Linked DNA regions of Homo sapiens: all the other regions are linked to region 1. Evidence: chromatin loops called from intact Hi-C (ENCODE). Cell type or tissue: dorsolateral prefrontal cortex. All regions are shown on one strand. Region 1 holds the start of FBXW5 (F-box and WD repeat domain containing 5). Region 2 holds the start of AJM1 (apical junction component 1 homolog). Region 3 overlaps MAMDC4 (MAM domain containing 4).

Region 1 (2,500 bases):
GCAGTCACGGCCATGAGCCGAGTGTGGCCCCAGCAGTCCTGGCAGGCCCCGTGGTGCCCCTGGAACCCACTAGTCATGGCATAGGCCTCGGCTGGGGGATTCAACCCTGTAGCTCACAGAGACCCCTGTACCCCCCACCCCCCAAGTGACCCAATGAACCCTCTGGCCTCCAAGCTCTGAGGGGCGCCTGCGCTGTGTCCTGACAGGCCTCTATCAGGGTGTGGGGGGGTGAGCATGGACACGCGGGGCCGCGGGGCGGGCCCCCAGCCAGGCTGACCCCCAAGCGCAGGGGCCCGGGGCCCTGGCTGCAGAACGTGGGTAGGGGCCCCACACGCCACTGACCTGGGTGTCGGGGCACGTCGCGGGCCACCTGGTAGTAGCGGTAGAACTGCTCCCTCCACAGGAACTCGTCCCGCGACACGGCCTGCCATTGGCGGCACACCAGCCCGGCGGCCAGCACGTCGGCCGGGCCCAGGCTCAGGAAGATCTGGTAGACCAGGCTGTCGGGGAGCAGGGGCGTGCCGCCCTCGTCCATCGTGACATTCTGCCCAGGCGGCCCTGAAACCCACCAACGGCTGCCCTCAGCCCAGGCCCGGGAAGGGAGGCCGAGAGCGGGCGTCCTGTTCCTCCAGCCCCAACCGTCCCGCCGGGAGTTCCACGGGGCTGCGTGTCTGCAGGGGACGCCCGGGTACCGCCGCCCAACCAAGGACCCGGCAGCTCCGGGCGGGCCGGGCCGGCCCCTCTCCGCCGCGTCATCCCCCGGCCTCCTGCGGCCGGCAGCGGGCGCCCCTCAGCCCGCCAGGGCCCGGACCGCCGCACGCGAGGCACGGGGACACCAGGCGCCGTCCGGGGACGGGCTTCCGCCGAGAGGAAGCTCGGGGCGGCCAGGCAGTGGCCTCCGCCCTGCGGCCCTGGAGCAGCTCTGCCCGGCGGGCTCGGGGCGGACGGCGGGGACGAGCGCACGGGCGGCCTCGGGGCTCCTGCACTCGCCCAAGGCGGGCGGGGACGACAAGGCGGGACCCCCGAGGGCCGCAGGCGCACTCACCACGGCCGCCTCCGCCCGCTGCGCCGCCCCCGCCCTGCGCGACCCGGACCCGCTTCCGCTGCCGCAGCCGCTCGGACCGCCGCCCCCGCCCAACGGGGAGCCCGCCAGGCCCGACGCCACGAGCCCCGAGGCATCGATGGCCGAGGAAGGCAGAGCGCGCGGGTAGCCCGCATCCGCCCCTCGTGCGCCTGCGCCTTGGGCTCCGGCGGCCTGGCCGGCTTTTCTTTGTGCGCCTGCGCGCACTCGGGCGCATTGGGAACAGCGCCCCTTGTGGCCAGCGGGCGGCGGTCGTGGGCGGGGTTGCAGGCGAGGCTCAACGAACGCTGGTTCGGGACCCGCCTCCGGCGCTCCCTGTTGCCGGGCCCTGAGCAAGTGGCTTCATGAACCCCGTGACGTTGGCCATGGAGATAAGACCACTGGGTGATGGTTTAAGGAAGATAACGTGTAAAGGGCTAAGGACTGTCGGTGGAAATCAGGGGTGCAGGAGAAATGGATAAACAGCCAGAGGTCAACTCGGACTTTGTACATAGGACATGGTGCCAGGGCCCTGCCAGGAAGTGCAGATCGAAGCTAGGCTCACGAGGAGGCTGGAGGTGGGGGGTGGGGAGGCAACGGATGGACATGGACTTCCTGGGCTGGGCTCTGTGACAGCAGAGTAGACTCTGTCCTGGGACTTGGTGGTGCTACCCTTGGCCTCCCACAGTCCTGCCACCCTGCTGCCGCCACCATGCTGCCCCCTGGGACTGCGACCCTCTTGACTCTGCTCCTGGCAGCTGGCTCGCTGGGCCAGAAGCCTCAGAGGCCACGCCGGCCCGCATCCCCCATCAGCACCATCCAGCCCAAGGCCAATTTTGATGCTCAGCAGGTAGAAGTTGGGGGGGGTAGAGGGAGGCAGGTAGAAGTTGTGGGAGGGGTAGAGGGAGACAGGTAGAAGTTGTTGCGGGGGAGAGGGAAGCAGGTGAAGTTGTGGGGGGTGTAGAGGGAAGCAGGTGAGGGGCCCTCCCACAGTGCCCTCGAGTTCTCCCATGGTCTGCCCCCAGTTTGCAGGGACCTGGCTCCTTGTGGCTGTGGGCTCCGCTTGCCGTTTCCTGCAGGAGCAGGGCCACCGGGCCGAGGCCACCACACTGCATGTGGCTCCCCAGGGCACAGCCATGGCTGTCAGTACCTTCCGAAAGCTGTGAGTCCCAGAGCAGCCCTGCACCCTAACCCCAACCCTCCTCTCAGCCCCCGGACTTCAGCCCTGCTCTGGCCCCTGACCCCACCCCGGCTGTGGCCTGGACTAGGATTCCTGGTTGGGGTCTCCCAGCCTGTGGTGCCTCCTCCCCGCCCCCCCAGGGATGGGATCTGCTGGCAGGTGCGCCAGCTCTATGGAGACACAGGGGTCCTCGGCCGCTTCCTGCTTCAAGGTGAGGCAGGGGCTGCAGGGCATGTGGGTGGGGGATGACGCAGCCACTG
Region 2 (2,500 bases), 100 kb before region 1:
TCTCCTGGGAGTGGGGGTTGTGTTTCCCACAGTGGCCTCAGCTGCGCCCCCGCTCAGGTGAGCCCGAAGGCAGGAGCCGGGAGGCACTCCTCCCAAACACTCCACTCAGACCATAAAGCACTCCTGTTTCACTCTGCGTGTGTCTGTTCTTCTGCCTGTACCTCTGCTCCCGCTGCCCCGGGCCCAGGCTGCCGTGGGTTGGCAGGAGGCTGCCCAGCAGTGGTGTGAGGACGTCCCACCAAGTCTGGCCACACCCTGGGTACATTCCAGCCCACCTGTGCCAGGGCTCAGCAGCTGCACGCAGCACGCTTGGCGACCTCAGCCCCAGGAGGTGGAAGTCCACTCTGCAAGGCTCCCAGGCAGCCGCCTGCAGCCCTGCCCCCCGCCTTCAGGCTCCTGCCCCCTCCAGCTGTCAGCAGCGCCCAGCCTCCACCCCCACAGCTACTGTTGCCATGAGAACCCTGCAGGGCAGGCAGGAAGAGTGTGCCAGTGAAGGGGAGGAGGTGGCCAAGCTGGAGGCTCCTCTGCCTGGGAGCCTTGTGGCCCCAGGGTGTTGGGCAGTCACTGCAGTCCCTGAGCAGGTGCTGTGGCCCACAGCAAGCTTAGCCTGGCCCCTTAGCCCACAGCCCATGAGGTCAGGGCCGGGTTCAGGGGTTCGCCTGGTGTGGGGATGGGTCGACAGTACGTGAACTTGACAGGATCACACCATGGACGGCTATGTTGGGGTTTCAGTGGGCCCTGCTTTGAACAGTGCAGAATGGGGTAGGTCCTGCCCTTCAGAGCCAAGGGCATCAGCTCCCCACCCCTCTGCCAAGCTAGAACGTTCCCAGGCCCAATGCCTTGGGGAGGGGCTGGCAGAGTGGGACGAGGACATTACCAGGCAGGTATGGCAGGTCACGTGCAGGCCTTCCCAGGCTGGCAGGGACCGGATGCAGGAGTGGCCTCACCCAGAGAGGATGGCATCCTGGGGACACAAGAGGCTGCAGGGGCCATCTGGCCCCAGGTACCCGCCAAGATTTTGGCATTGGCAGCCTTGAAGCAGATAGGGCCTGGGGAGAGGCCAGTGGGGCACAGAGTAGCCCATCTGCTCCTGCCTCGCCCGACAGGAGATGCGAATTCCAAGATGCCCCTGACCAATCTCTGCAGCCCAGGCCAGGGTTCGGGCCCCTCCTCTCAGGCAAGTGTGTTGGGGTGACACTGGCGGGACTGGCAGGCTGCTCCGGGCCACAAGACTCCTGCTTAGACACTGAGGTCTGTGTCTTGGGGGTGCTGCAGGGACCCTGTGCTCTGCACAGCCCCAAATTGGAGCCAGTGCAGCTCATGATCCCCAGCTCCACGGTGCAGCCCCCACTGGGTGCGGCCCCTTTAAGTACAGCCCCTTCAGCTGCCATCAGGGGCAGCACTGAGCAGCCAGGCCAGGATCCGCGCTGCTGCCTGGAAGCTTCTGCCCGTGCCGGGGACGCAGCAGTGCCGGGGACACAGAGGAGCCGACCTGGGGGTGGCACAGCCCACCGGGGCACAGCCAGAGCAGCACCCAGGTAAGGGGCTAGGGGCCGAGTTGCTGAGTGTGTCACCGTCATGGGCGGGGGAAGCTGCCTTAGGGCAGCCGAAAGGATGGGGAGTCCCCGCCCCCAGGCAACACCGGCTGTATCCCTTGAAGGGCCGCTCCCAGCCAGGGCAAGGCAAGGCAAGGCAGGGCTGGGAGGTGGGGAAGGCCGCCAGCCATCTCCGTGGGCTCCAGAAGGCCTTGGGCCCGGGAGAGGGCCGACCCCACCCCCATCCCCACGGGAGGGGGTGTCACCGACAGCTGCAGCCAGCAAGGCCGACTGTCACCTCCCTGGGGTGGAGCCTCACACCCTGTCATCCGGCCGGATTCCGGCCTGGCCTTGAGCTTAGCATGAAAGAGGGAGCAGGAGGGTAGACAGTCCTGCCACGGGTGGGGTGGAGGGGGGAGATGGGGGGGTGGGCGGGGGAGGCTGGGATGGGCACAAGGCCTGGGACTCGTGGCCCTGACCCAGAAAAACAGCCCTGCCAGCAGGAAGCCCCTGCACACCTGGGACACAGAGGGGGGACCCGGCCAGACCCCGAGAGGCCCATCCACCTGAGGTTCTGCCCTGCAAGGGGCCTGGCCAGGTACCCGCTTTCCCCAGCTCACTCTGGGGTAGACCCCCCAGACCAGGTGTTGGGTGTGCAGAGGCCAGGCCTGTGGCCACTCTCTGACGCACCCCCCAGCTGGCTCTGGGATCACAGAGGGGTTGGCAGCCCACATCTGAACCCAGGCCAGCCTGCCGCGTGGGGGCCTAAGAAATGCAGGTTTCCATGGAACCTTCTGAGCGAAATGGGGAGGGCCCTCTCCTGCAAAGCAGTGGGGCTTCCCCCACCCTCCGCCCTGCCCACCCCCAGCGGGCAGCTTCCAGGCCTGGTGCGCAGCTCAGAGGAGGGGCTGCCACGAGCTCGCGGCTCGATGGCTTGGGACTGCCTTGCAAACCCTAGGGGGGTG
Region 3 (2,500 bases), 86 kb before region 1:
TGCTCTCCCCACACTGCTGACCTGGGCCGCCCCTGCTGGCAGGCACCCTGCGGGTCTACCTGGAGGAGCGCGGGAGGCACCAGGTGCTCAGCCTCAGTGCCCACGGCGGGCTTGCCTGGCGCCTGGGCAGCATGGACGTGCAGGCCGAGCGAGCCTGGAGGGTGAGTGCAGGGTGGGGTGCCCCTCCCCCTCCCCCTCCCCCGAGGGCTGCCTGGACCCGCTGAGGCTGCCCTGCCCTGCACCCGCCAGGTGGTGTTTGAGGCAGTGGCCGCAGGCGTGGCACACTCCTACGTGGCTCTGGATGATCTGCTCCTCCAGGACGGGCCCTGCCCTCAGCCAGGTGGGAGCCCTGCCGTGGCCTCGGCCCTGCTCTGGGGTGCCTGCCTAGCCCTTTCCCTTCGTAGTCGTGGTGCCCAGGGCTTGGGCCGTGGGGCAGCACCACTCACCCACCCATGTCCTGCAGGTTCCTGTGATTTTGAGTCTGGCCTGTGTGGCTGGAGCCACCTGGCCTGGCCCGGCCTGGGCGGATACAGCTGGGACTGGGGCGGGGGAGCCACCCCCTCTCGTTACCCCCAGCCCCCTGTGGACCACACCCTGGGCACAGAGGCAGGTACGTGCCCACTGGAGCCAGGTGGGGAGGCACACACAGCCACCTGGCCTCCTGCTGCCCACCCACAGAGTACATGCCCCATCCAGAGGAGGCCCTGCTCACCGAGCCTCTGCTCGGGCCCTGAGGGCTGGCTCTGCCCATCAGCTGGGCATCAGCCTCCTCTTGTTCCCAGGCCACTTTGCCTTCTTTGAAACTGGCGTGCTGGGCCCCGGGGGCCGGGCCGCCTGGCTGCGCAGCGAGCCTCTGCCGGCCACCCCAGCCTCCTGCCTCCGCTTCTGGTACCACATGGGTTTTCCTGAGCACTTCTGTGAGTCCGGCTGGGCCAATGGGTGCCTGGGCAACGGGGGCAGCAGGGGTCCAGGAGCAGAGGTGGGGAGGTGGCCTCCCCAGCCCGCCCCTGGTTAGGCGTGCAGGAGCCCCAGGACCCCAGGCCTGACACGCCCTGGCCCTGCTCTCAGACAAGGGGGAGCTGAAGGTACTGCTGCACAGTGCTCAGGGCCAGCTGGCTGTGTGGGGCGCAGGCGGGCATCGGCGGCACCAGTGGCTGGAGGCCCAGGTGGAGGTAGCCAGTGCCAAGGAGTTCCAGGTGAGGCTGGCTGTGGGCAAGGAGCCTCCTCCTCCTCCACCCAGGGCCCACACAAACTCCTTTCCTTCTCCATCAGATCGTGTTTGAAGCCACTCTGGGCGGCCAGCCAGCCCTGGGGCCCATTGCCCTGGATGACGTGGAGTATCTGGCTGGGCAGCATTGCCAGCAGCCTGCCCCCAGCCCGGGTGAGCCCTGGGCTGCAGTGGAGGCACGGAGGAGGGCCCAAGGGGCCAGCCTGGCTCGGGGTTTGCCAGGCTTACCAGTGTGTGGTCCCAGGAGCTGCGAGCATGCTGCACCCAGACAGGACAAGAGAGCTGCCAGGCCCAGGCCCTGTGCCCTCCTCACTCTGCCCTGCTCACCCCTGGGGCCGCTGCCTGGGCTGGGCTGTCCCTGGGGTGCAGCCTCTGGGGCCTGCCCTGCCTGGCTGTGGCCTCTGTGCTCCCTGTGCCCACACCCAGGGCAAGGTCCATCCTGGAGGAACCGCCAGCCGGGTCAGGGCAGCCACTGACTGCTCTCACTTGGTGAGGGAAAGAATCTCGCCTGGGGCCATGAGCCCCACCAAGTCTGCAGACAGCAGCTGCCTGTCTGCCAGGCCCCATCCTTGTGGTAGCAGAACCAATACCCTCTGCCTTTGAAATAGGGGTGAACCCCAGGAGCCAGCAGAGGCTGAGGGACCATGCAGCCCCAGGCTTCCTCCTTAGCCCCAGATGTGGGGGCTGCTTTGGAGGGCTCACATGTCCCTATGGCCCACAGGGAACACAGCCGCACCCGGGTCTGTGCCAGCTGTGGTTGGCAGTGCCCTCCTATTGCTCATGCTCCTGGTGCTGCTGGGACTTGGGGGACGGCGCTGGCTGCAGAAGAAGGGGAGCTGCCCCTTCCAGAGCAACACAGAGGCCACAGCCCCTGGCTTTGACAACATCCTTTTCAATGCGGTAGGAGCCCCTGGGGATGGGTGGGCAGGAGCCTCTGTGCTCAGCTGTGACGCTGGAGGGCGGGCAGTGGCGGGACACAACCCCCCGGGGAGGAGCCCCCACCTGTGCAAGGCCCATCCTTGCCCTCCCTGCCCTGCCTCTCCCAGCCACCACTGTCAAAGCTCCTCCTCCTTGGCCGGGCGCGGTGGCTCACACCTGTAATCCCAGCACTTTGGGAGATTGAGGTGGGCGGATCACCTGAGGTCAGGAGTTTGAGACCAGCCTGCCCAACATGGTGAAACCCCGTCTCAACTAAAACTAGAAAAAATTAGCTGGGTATGGTGGCAGGAACCTGTAATCCCAACTACTCGGGAGGCTGAGGCAGGAGAATCG

What was found. Hi-C counts contacts between places; a loop is a spot of excess contacts. Peaks named below come from ENCODE experiments on the same cell type or tissue, not always from the same donor. Only the 100,000 strongest peaks of a DNase experiment are listed, where the experiment ranks them.
Region 2: it touches region 1 in a loop (4-fold over the local background); 73 of 110 quality-filtered maps call a loop at or near these places.
Region 3: a loop joins it to region 1, with 2.4 times the contacts of the local background. A loop is called at or near these places in 74 of 110 quality-filtered maps.

Annotation. Positions count from the first base shown.
Region 1 is chr9:136,943,549-136,946,048 of GRCh38, forward strand. It overlaps FBXW5 (F-box and WD repeat domain containing 5), which reads right to left and starts at 1,190. Exons shown (of 9, transcript NM_018998.4): 1 at 1,046-1,190; 2 at 343-558. The coding sequence starts at 535. C8G (complement C8 gamma chain) reads left to right here and starts at 1,695. Exons shown (of 7, transcript NM_000606.3): 1 at 1,695-1,910; 2 at 2,086-2,222; 3 at 2,381-2,451. The coding sequence starts at 1,773. RefSeq lists an enhancer at 1-368 and silencers at 204-273, 654-1,233. In dorsolateral prefrontal cortex, a CTCF peak has its summit at 1,342 (motif pointing right); a DNase peak (open chromatin) is centred at 1,203; H3K4me3 peaks cover 1,570 bases; H3K27ac peaks cover 2,296 bases.
Region 2 is chr9:136,841,052-136,843,551 of GRCh38, forward strand. It overlaps RABL6 (RAB, member RAS oncogene family like 6), which reads left to right. Exons shown (of 15, transcript NM_024718.5): 15 at 1-136. AJM1 (apical junction component 1 homolog) reads left to right here and starts at 1,427. Exons shown (of 3, transcript NM_001080482.5): 1 at 1,427-1,538. RefSeq lists silencers at 326-620, 1,567-1,896 and enhancers at 790-1,671, 1,117-1,256, 1,246-1,540, 1,672-2,500. In dorsolateral prefrontal cortex, CTCF peaks have their summits at 1,410 and 1,614; DNase peaks (open chromatin) are centred at 430 and 1,410; H3K4me3 peaks cover 2,000 bases; H3K27ac peaks cover 2,500 bases.
Region 3 is chr9:136,857,937-136,860,436 of GRCh38, forward strand. MAMDC4 (MAM domain containing 4) reads left to right here. Exons shown (of 27, transcript NM_206920.3): 20 at 43-161; 21 at 250-340; 22 at 464-610; 23 at 783-917; 24 at 1,069-1,196; 25 at 1,273-1,381; 26 at 1,950-2,128. Among named protein-coding and RNA genes, the nearest start is that of MAMDC4, 6.8 kb to the left of the region's middle. RefSeq lists an enhancer at 1-345. In dorsolateral prefrontal cortex, no CTCF peak of the experiment used is centred here; a DNase peak (open chromatin) is centred at 1,305; H3K27ac peaks cover 1,704 bases.